Linked DNA regions of Homo sapiens: region 2 is linked to region 1. A link is a contact called in ENCODE Hi-C data. All regions are on one chromosome and are shown on one strand. The core of a region is the stretch at or near the end of the contact, and the rest is flanking DNA. Distances in the headings are between cores, read along the strand shown.

Region 1 (5,419 bases), core at 1,003-3,502:
ACCCGAGTAGCTGGGACTTCAGGCACACACCATCATGCCTGGCTAATTTTTTTTTTTTTTTTTTTTTTAGTAGAGACGGGGTTTTGCCATATTGGCCAGGATGGTTTTGAACTCCTGGCCTCAAGTGATCTGCCTGCCTCGGCCTCCCAAAGTGCTGGGATTACAGGTGTGAGCCACTGCAACTGGCCCACTCTTATTTTTAAGCAGGGCACCTTCCCCTCTGAACTTGGCACACACACACACACACACACACACATTTAAGTCCCTGTCACCAGCTACCTGCACCTTCTCTGTGCATATCTAGGACACATCTGGTCCAATTCTGTCCCCTCCCTACTCTCACCTGCCCCCAGCATTGCAAGGACAGGCCCAGACTGGTAGAACTCAATCACGTGTGCACGCAGAGAACCAGCCAGGGTACCCAGCCTCTCCTGCTGGCTGTCAGGTCTAGGAAAAAGATGATCAAGTGTGGTGGCTCATGCCTATAATCCCAGTACTTTGGGAGGCTGAGGCAGGAGGATTGCTTGAGCCCAGGAGGTCAAGACTACAGTGAGCCGTGACTGCACCACTGCACTCTAGCTTGGGGGACAGAGTGAGATTCTGTTTCAAAAAAAGAAAAAAAAAAAAAAAAGGCCTGGCACAGTGGCTCACTCCTGTATTCCCAGCACTTTGGGAGGCTGAGATGGGTGGATCACGAGGTTAGGAGTTCAAGACCAGCCTGGCCAACATGGTGAAACTCTGTCTCTACTAAAACTACAAAAACTAGCCAGGCACGGTGGCAGGCGCCTATAATCCCAGCTACTTGGGAGGCTGAGGCAGTAGAATTGCTTGAACCTGGGCGGCAGAGGTTGCAGTGAGCTGAGATGGTACCACTGCACTCCAGCCTGGGTGACAGAGGGAGATTCTGTCTCAAAAAAAAAAAAAAAAAAAAAAAAAAGATACAAATGAAAAAGGAAAAAAGATGGATGTGTGCCATGTGCGGTGGCTCACGCCTGTAATCCCAGCACTTTGGGAGGCTAAGGTAGACGGATCACTTGATTTCAGGAGTTCGAGACCAGCCTGACCAACATGGTGAAACCTTGTCTCTACTAAAAATAAAAAATTAGCTGGGTGTAGCTGTAGTCCCAGCTATTTCGGAGGCTGAGGCAGGAGAATCACTTGAACCCGGGAGGCAGAGGTTGCAGTGAGCTGAGATCACGTGCCATTGCACTCCAGCCTGGGCAACAAGGGTGAAACCCCATCTCAGAAAAAAAAAAAAAAAAGAAAAGAAAAGAAAAAGAAAGATGGATATGTTCCTAGGAAAGGCATTGCTTCTCACCACACCTTCCTACCTGCTCAGCCATCACCTCACAGTGCCAGCCATCATCCCCTCATCACCCCCTACCAAAACACCGCCTCCCCACCCCCACTCCCCACACAACTGAAACACAGCCTGGACTCTTCCAAGTCAGGTTTGTCATTGTTACAAAATGATCATTGTAAGAAAAAGGAACAAACCCATAGAGTAGAACTCACACCTACTCCTATTATCCAGAGAAAGCCCCTGCTGATATTCTGAGTTTTTTCCTCGGAAATCATACCTCTGTATTTTGTGTGTGTTTTTTTATTATTATTATTTTTTGAGATGGAGTCTCGCTCTGTTGCCCAGGCTGGAGTGCAGTGGTGCGATCTTGACTGCAACCTCCACTTCTCCAGTTCAAGAGATTCTCCTGTCTTCAGCCTCCCAAGTAGCTGGGATTACAGGCGTGCATACCATGCCCTGCTAATTTTGTATTTTTAGTAGAGATGGTGTTTCACCGTGTTGGCCAGGCTGCTCTCGAACTCTTGACCTCAGGTGATCCACCCACCTTGGCCTCCCAAAGTGCAGGGATTACAGGCAGGAGCCACTGTGCTCGGCCTGTATTTTATGTTTTAATAATCTCTCTGCACATGCTGTTTTGTACCTTGCTTTTTTTTTTTTTTCTGCTCAATTACATATCTTGAACATCTTTCCAGGCCATTAACTATTCTTCTACCAAGAAATGTCAATGGCTGCCCAGTATTCCATAAATAAATCAGTGTTTATTTAACCAGCCTACTGATTGCTAGACATTTTGTACCTCATTCTTGACTTTGTTTGAATCTCGGCTCTGCACTTAATAGCTGCGTGCTAACAGGAAAGTCACTTCCGCTTTCTGAGCCTCCGTTTGCTCATCTGCCCGCTGAGCAGCCTAATGCCCCAGTGCCCTTAAGGCATTGCTTCAAAGATCTGAGTTGGTGGATGATGCAGCGCTTGGCACGGTGCCGGTGACACATCCCCCTAAGTGTTTTCTCAGTGTGAGTCTTCATCGGCTTCTCTGCTGTGCCTTCTTCAGCTTGTTTGCGAGTTCCTGGTTCATCCTGACCACCCTGAAAGGCCGCCCCTGGGACTTTGCATAACTCATTCTGTCTCCTGGTGTGTAAGTCTCTCTCCTGGTTCCCAGCAGGAGTGTAGGAATGAGTGCTTGTCCTGGACTCTGGGCTGGGAACTAGCACCTAGTGGGGACTGGACTAGGATGACTTGGGCCAATTTCTTTTCAGGCTGAGCTTGGATTTCAGATCAGATCTCTTAGGACAGAGCCCTTGGGAATTCCCATGGTGTGAATGTCCTGGGCCAGCGGGAATGGCTGCTCGCTCATCTCTTCCAAGGTGAGTGTGAAGGTCTGCCCAGGCCCCTGGGTGCATGCCAAGCTGTGTGCTCCCACCTTGATGTCCAGAGATGTAACCCTCCCAGACGGTGAGTATGCTCCAGGAGCCTCCCACACCTGCCACGGGCCACTCTTTCTGGGGCTGTCTCTGTGTGAGGGTCTGGCCGTGGCTGCCCTAGACCCACTCAGGAAGACTTGCTTCTTCAGCCAAGTCTCCCTTCTGTCCAGCCACTGGTGTGACTCATCACAGAGCCCATTTCTACTGCAAAAAGAAATGCTCAGACCTACGGCCCTGGTTACAAAAGAGGCCACTCAGCTGAGGATCTGCTTCCAACAACTGGAATGCCGACCCTGAATAACCCCAAGTAGAAAACGCGTGTATAGAGCTTGTGTGCGCAAGTACACACACACGCATGTCCTCACGTACCCTCCCACGCGCTCTCACTCGCTCTCCAGCATGCCCATCCTTATCCGCTCACACATTCACACACATGTATGCACGCACGCAACTACCCTGTGCTGTGCCAGACAGCAGTTACTCTGGCTCAGCTTATGTTTTTCGTCATGCTGTTCTGAGAAAAAAGAGAATATGTTTGGAGAGACCCCAGCTGCCAGACAGCAGTGCTTTTCTTCCCCCCCTAATTTTGGCCCCATAAGTCAGATCTCAATTTTCTTTACCCCTTGAGCAGTGAAAGAGAAAGGGGCACACACCACAAACCAGAAATGAGACAGAAGCCTGGTGCAGTGGTGTGCACCTGCAGTCCCGAATACTCAGGAGGCCGAGGCTGGAGGATTGCTTGAGGCCAGGAGTTTGAGTCCAGTCTGGACAACATAGCGAGACCTTGTCTCTAAAAAAAAAACTTAAAAAAAAAAAAAACACATGAGACAGAGACCTCTACCCTGTGACACCCTGGTTATCTGATTGCACCTGGTGCACACTCTTCAGTGGGATACAGAGATTCTTACTTCCTCTTGACCTACAAGATAAGCATATAGTAGGTCAGAGTGCTGGAGGGAGGTGGAGAGGGGTCAGGAGAGAGAAGACTCGGGACTGGCTTTGGGAAGGAAGCAGGAATGGAGATGGGCCTGGAAGGATTGAGAAAATCTCATCAGAAGAGGCCAGGTGCAATGGCTCACACCTGTTATCCTAACACTTTGGGAGGCCAAGGTGGGAAGATTGCTTGAGGCCAGGAGTTTGAGACCAGCCTGGGCAACATGGTGAGACTCCCTGTCTACATAAAATTTAAAAAAATGATGTGGGCGTGGTGGCCCACACCTACAGTCTCAGCTACTTGAGAGGTTGGGAGGGGAGGATCACTTGAGCCCAGGAAGTAGAGGCTGCAGTGAGCTGTGATTGTGCCAAGACACTTTAGCCTGGGTGACAGCACAAGACTTTGTCTGAAAAAAAAAAAAAGGCTTAACAATCCATCCCTTTCTAAGTCCAAAACCAGTACAGAATCAGCCTAGAAACCTTTATAATCTAATTTAACTTAACAAATATTCAAATATTTACTGAAGGTCTAACATGTGCCAGGCACTGTCAAAAGATGCCAAGAGAAGAAAAACATTCCTTCTTCGAACCTTCCCCAGGGAAGCGCTGTCACCCTTTGGGCATACACTTCCCACGCTTTCTGAGACAGGGTCTTTGCAGATGGGCTGGTCAGCACCATCCTGCAGCTTCTTGGGGACTATTCGTCTGCGTGGCAGAAGTGCAAGAGAGCTGTCAGGAGTTGGAGGACTTGTAACTGCTGCTTACTCTCTTCCTACAGCACAGTGGTTCACAATCTGGGAGATTTTGTCCTTCAAGGACATGTGGCAATATCTGAGACATTTTTGGTTGACATAAATAGAGGAGGTGCTACTGGTAACCCCCCTGCAAGGCAAAGGACAGCCCCCACAGTGAAGAGGGAGCTGGCCCCAAGTGTCATCAGGGCTGGGGCCAAGAAGCACTGCTGTAGCATATTAGTTCTGGTTGCTGTGATGGTGATTCCTTAATAGCATCTCTCACCATTTCTTTCTTTTTTTTTGGAGGCGGCGGGACAGAGTTTCAAAAAGGCAACGTCTGCCTCCTGGGTTCAAGCAATTCTCCTGCCTCAGCCTCCTGAGTAGCTGGGATTACAGGCGCCTGCTGCCACGCCGGCTAATTTTTGCATTTTTAGTAGAGACAGGGTTTCACCATGTTGGCCAGGCTGGTCTTGAACTCCTGACCTCAGGTAATCCACCCACCTCAGCCTCCCAAAGTGCTGGGATTATAGGCGTGAGCCACTGTGCCCAGCCATCTCTCCCCATTTCTTTATTTTATTTTATTTTTTTGAAATGGAGTCCCACTCTGTTGCCCAGGCTGGAGTGCAGTGGTATGATCTTGGCTCACTGCAGCCTCTGCCTCCTGGGTTCAAGCGATTGTCCTGCCTCAGCCTCCTGAGTAGCTGGGACTACAGGTGCCTGCCACCACGCCCGGCTAATTTTTGTATTTTTAGTAGAGATGGAGTTTCGCCAAGTTAGCCAGGCTGGTCTCGAACTCCTGACCTCAGGTGATCTGCCCGCGTTGGCCTCCCAAAGTGCTGGGATTACAGGTGTGAGCCACCTCGCCCAGCCATCTCTCCCCATTTCTAATGCACGAATCCAATCCATCATGGCCTGGGAAACTAGTTACTTAAGCTTGCTAAGACTGCTTCTAAAAGAAGAATAAAGAGGTACAGAATCCAGCACCATAGACTACCCCATGAGTCAAATGCATGAGCTTTGTGATCCTG
Region 2 (5,419 bases), core at 2,013-4,512, 61 kb after region 1:
TCCACTAAAACAGCACTTTTTTTTTTTTTAAATTTTAAGTTCAGGGGTACATGTGCAGGTTTGTTATATAGGTAAACTTGTGTCACAGGGTTTGTTGTACAGATTATTTCATCACCCAAGTATTAAGCCTAGTACTCAGTTATTTTTCCCGTTCCTCTCCCTCCTCCCTCCCTCCACCCTCAGTTAGTCCCCCAGTGTCTGTTCCCCTCTCTGTGTTCGTGTGTTCTCATAATTTAGCTGCCACTTATAAGTGAGAACAGGTGGTATTCGGTTTTCTCTTCCTATGTTAGTTTGCTAAGGATAATGTCCTCCAGCTCCAACCCTGTTCCTGCAAGGAACATGATTTCAGTTTTTTTGTGACTGCATAGTATTCCGTGGTGTATATGCACCAAATTTTTTTAATCCAGTCTACTACTGATGGGCATTTAGGTTGATTCCCTGTCTTTGTTACTGTGAATAGTTAAAATAGGACTTTCAAAGCCACTAACACTCCATGCTGCCAAGTGCCATGGTTACTATTTTATCCTCGTCTTATTTGATCTCTCAACAGCATTTGATGCAACTGTCGATCTTCTTCCTGCACTGCACCCTTCCTCGGCTCCTGCCACCTCGCTTTTCTGGTTTCCCTCCTATTTGACTGACCACTCCTCAGACTCCTCTTCCTCCTCTGTGAAACCTAAAAATGTCGGAGTGACCCAAAGGTCAGTTCGACGGCCACCTACTCAACTCTGTCTACACTCCCTGACTAGATGACTTCATCTTGCCTCATGGTTTTAAATACATCTATATACCTATGACCCCAAATGTGTATCTTCAGCCCTGATCTCTTCACCCAGCTCTAAACTCATATAGCAAACCATCTACCTGACTTCTCTATGTAGGTTCAAATGGCCATTGCAAACATCACGTGGCCAAAATGGAAAACGGGGCTCCTATCTCCTGTCCCTGTTGCTCCCTGAGTTGTCTCCATCCACGTAAACAACACCATCATCCAACCAATAGCTGAAGCAAAATGACCATGAGTCTATCTCTCTCTTTCCCCCATTCTTCACATCAGCAAGTCCTTTTGGCTTTACCCCCAAAGTATATTCTGAATTCATTCACTCTTCTCTATCCCCACCTCCTCCCTGAGCTCAAGCTATTTTCCTGTCTTGCCTAGACTCCTGTGACAACTTCCTCTTTTGTACTCATTTGCCTGGGGATGACTATTTAGGTTGTTACTATTTTTTTTTCCTCTTTTATGGCGATGCTGTAATAACCTCCTCACACATTTCTCTGTGTATGTGTGAGAGCTTCTCTGAGACAATTCCCCTTGATGGGAGGGAATTTCTGCATCATAGAATAGACACATTTTCAAGTTTACCAAGGACCATCAAGTTGTTCTCAAAAGTGCCCGGCAGCTTGAAGTATTCTTATTTCGCTCGGTTGTCCGCAGCCTTTGACATTCACTGGCTTTAAAATTTCACAGCTTTAAAGATGACAAGGAGAACCTTTCATTTCTCTAACTAGTTAAGAGATGTGGGCACTCGACTTTCTTCTTTTGCTATGCATATGCCTTGACCATTGCTCTATTGAGGCTATTTATCATTGTCTAATTGAGCTAAGGATCTTTTATCAACATTCTGAATACTATTTTTTGTACTCTACAAATGCTGCAAATATCTACTCCCTGTCTGTTGCCTGTCTTTGTTTTTGTTTTTGAGCTGGAGTCTCCTTCTGTTGCCCAGGCTGGAGTGCAGTGTCGCCATCTTGGCTCACTGCAACCACCGCCTCTTGGGTTCAGGTGATTCTCCTGCCTCAGCTTCCCGAGTAGCTAGGATTACAGGCATGCACCACCACATCCAGCTAATTTTGTATTTTTAGTAGAGATGGGGTTTCACCATGTTGGCCAGGATGGTCTTGATCTCTTGACCTCGTGATCTGCCCACCTCGGCCTCCCGAAGTGCTGGGACTACAGGCGTAAGCCACCACGCCCAGCCTGTTGCTTGTCTTTTAAGGTTGTTCATGGTTGTGTGTCTTTTTATCATATGCATGTTTCAAATGTATTGTTGTCAAATATGGGAATTTTTAAAACTTTTAGGTTCAGGCCTACATGTGCTGGTTTGTTATATAGGTAAATTGCATGTCCCAGGGGTTTGGTGTACTGATTATTTCATCACCCAGGTAATAAGCATAGTACCCAAAAGGTACTTTTTCCATTGCTTTTGGACCGTTTATGCTTACTGGGCCATACTTAAGAGTCCTTAGCCTTCCTGAGTTGTTAGTTGTTTCTGTGTTCTTCTAATCATCGTAAAGTTTTACTTCCCATGTCCAGGTGTTTGCTGCTGCCCCTCCCCCTCCCTCTTCCCCTTCCCTTCCCCTTCTTCTTTTCCTTCTTCTTGTGCTTCTTCTTTTGAGACAGGGCCTCTCTCTGTTGCCCAGGCTGCAGTGGAGTGGCACAATCATGGCTCACTGCAGCCTCTACTTCCTGGGATCAAGGAATCCTCCCACCTCAGCCTTCCGAGTAGCTGGGATTACAGGTGTGCACCACCACACCTGGCTAATTTTTTGAAATTTTATAGAGACAGGGTGTCCCTGTGTTGCCCAGGGTGATCTTGAACTCCTGGGCTCAAGCAATCCTTCTGCCTCAGGCTCCTGAAGTTCTGGGATTACAGGCATAAGCCACTGCACCCAAATTCTGAATGTATTTTGGGCATGTTTACATCACTTTTATAATCACAACATTTAAAAATCATGTTTAAAAGGGAGATTCCGCTCTGCCAAGTGATTCTTCCCTATCCCTCCCCTTTGCTGTCCCTTCCTCCAGGGAGACTCACCCAGCATCTGGCCCAGGTGCTCCCCTCCTACATCAGAGAATTGGTTGTGACTGAGATCCAGCTTTTTAATTTGGTAATTGGTCTACAGAAACAAACAGGGGAAAGAGAAGGATTTTTTGTCTTCTGATTGCAAATATCTTACTTATCTCAGGGCAGTATGATGGTGGGGCTCTGATGTACCAAAAATTAGGTGAAGACAATGTCTTAGGCATTTTTTGTTGGACTGTTGATGGCTGCTGGGAGAACTTAGTGCCATATAAACAGCTCTACCATTTGCTGTGCCTTTGTTGGGGTTGGCAGGGTCTAAACACTCCCCAGTCCCTAACATGTGAAAGTAGCCTCACGTTACTGTGCCCATAGCAGCCCCAGGTTGCCCAGATCTCCCAGGGACATCGCCCACGTGGCTTGGCTGCACTCCCTGCCTCTTACCGACAGGGCTTGGCAGAGCAGTGCTGCGGAGTCTTCCTTGAAGTCATTTCCTGTAGTGAGGGTGGTGTGTCAGTGATGCACTGCTAGACCATGGCTCCCTTCCTCTCCCACCCCCTGCCCCTCCCAGTCCACTTCCCTTTAGAACAATCGAACAGAAAAAAGGTGGTAGGGGCCAGACGCATTGGCTTACGCCTGTAATCCCAGCACTTTGGGAGGCGGAAGTGGGAGGATGACTTGAGCCCAGGAGTTTGAGACCAGCCTGGGCAACATAGTGAGCCCTTGTCTCTACAAAGAATTTTTAAAAAAATTAGCCAGTCATGGTGGCATGAACCTGTGGTCCCAGCTACTTTGGAGGCTGAGGTGGGAGGATCACTTGAACCCAGGAGGTCGAGGCTGCAGTGTGCCATGTTGGTGCCACTGCACTCCAGCCTGGGTGACAGACCAAGATCCTGTTTTTAAAAAAAGAAAAGGAGCCTGGGTACTGTGGCTCATGCCTATAATCCCAGAACTTTTACAGGCCAAGGCGAGTGGATCACCTGAGGTCAGGAGTTCGAGACCAGTCTGGCCAATATGGCAAAACCCTGTCTCTACTAAGAATACAAAAATTAGGCATGATGGCGCACACCTGTGGTCCCAGCTACTCAGGAGGCTGAGGCACGAGAAATGCTTGAATCTGGGAGGTGGAGATTGCAGTGAGCTGAGATCACAACGCCACTGCACTCCAGCCTGGGTGACAGAGAAAGACTTCACCTCAAAAATAAAATAATAAAATCAAATAAAAAAGGAAGGGACAGGACAGGACAGGAAGGGACTTAAAGCAAGTATTACATGGACAAAAGAGAACAAGGCAACTGTTTACCCTCTCTTTTAACATTGCCTTTTCTCTCTGCCATGAACTTCCAGGAGTTGGTAGCATACCCTGTGCATTCATTAGCAGCATCAACCCCCAGCCTAGTGCCTAGAGTCTATAACATCCTAAAAATGCTCATCCAAGTTCAAGCAGCAGGACTGGGACACCTGTGAGTGAGACACTTACCATGTGTGCAAAATTTAAGAGGTGCCTAAAAACTCAGTAATCAAGAAGAATAATATCCTAATACAACATTTTAAAAAACCAAAATTAGTGTAAAATCATCTATATTGAACAAGTTTTTTTTTTTTTTTTTTTTTTTTTTTTTTTTTTTTGAGACGGAGTCTCGCTCTGTCACCCAGACTGGAGTGCAGTGCAGTGGCGTGATCTCGGCTTACTGCAACCTCCATCTCCTGGGTTCAAGCAATTCTCCTGCCTCAGCCTCCTGAGTAACTGGGATTACAGGTTGTGCACCACCACACCCAGCTAATTTTTATATTTTTAGTACAGACACAGTTTCAACATGTTGGTCAGGCTGGTCTCAAACTCCTGACCTTGTGATCTGCCCACCTCAGCCTCCTAAAGTGCTGGGATTCGCACCTGGTGTCTTTATAATTTTAAAATCTGACCCTGCACACACATGACTAGACCTTATTCACCTCAGTCCATTCAATCCCTGCTAGATGCTGTTTTTATTTAATGTCTTGATATTTTGCACATCAGGATATTTTGGCACTCCTTACATTTTGTGACCAACGCAAATGGCTCACTCACCTTACCTGAGTTGTGGCCCTGCTAAGCAATGTAAGACACTGGTGATTTCTGGGAAGTACATGACATAGAGCCTTATTCCCAAATTTCCTCCTTTGAACCCTCAATAATCTCTACCACCTAAATAGTGCTTGGCACATAACAGGTCCTTAGTAAAGTGAGTGAATGAATGAATGAATGAATGAATGAATGCATTCACTGGAACACAAATACTTGTTTGGCTGTGTCTGTTAGCAGTGCAATAAAGTGAGATAATAAGCTAGTCAATGCATAAAACTAGGTGATTAGTTATTCAAATTCTTGTGTTTAAATCAGTGGTTACAGATACTACAGAGCTGGTTGTAAGAGAATTATTTGTGAAATTTGATAAAACACAGATTCCAAGATTTCTCCTGCCAAAGATTCTGATTTCACCAGTCTGGGATAGGACTGGGTGATTTGTATTTTTACAAAGAACTTTCTGTACTATGTTAACACATTATGTTAGGGGTCTTAGCCAATGCAACCAGAAAAATAATTAGGAGATATAAATATTGGAAAAGAAAAAACTTTC

What was found. Hi-C counts contacts between places; a loop is a spot of excess contacts on that map. Pooled maps may share reads with other maps.
Region 2: a pooled map shows a loop between it and region 1 (2.3-fold over the local background). The contact joins two enhancer-like sites. A Hi-C loop is called at or near these places in 1 of 50 pooled maps.

Annotation. Positions count from the first base shown.
Region 1 is chr14:76,901,909-76,907,327 of GRCh38, reverse strand. No RefSeq gene overlaps it. Among named protein-coding and RNA genes, the nearest start is that of LINC01629, 55 kb to the left of the region's middle. RefSeq lists enhancers at 2,386-2,435, 1,715-2,914, 2,740-3,477. Within about 2 kb of position 2,252, at least 29 of the 41 ENCODE cell types and tissues checked have a DNase peak (open chromatin) inside an H3K27ac peak, as active enhancers do.
Region 2 is chr14:76,842,299-76,847,717 of GRCh38, reverse strand. LRRC74A (leucine rich repeat containing 74A) reads right to left here. Exons shown (of 14, transcript NM_001385106.1): 6 at 3,246-3,295; 7 at 2,817-2,898. Among named protein-coding and RNA genes, the nearest start is that of LRRC74A, 19 kb to the right of the region's middle. Within about 2 kb of position 3,262, at least 7 of the 41 ENCODE cell types and tissues checked have a DNase peak (open chromatin) inside an H3K27ac peak, as active enhancers do.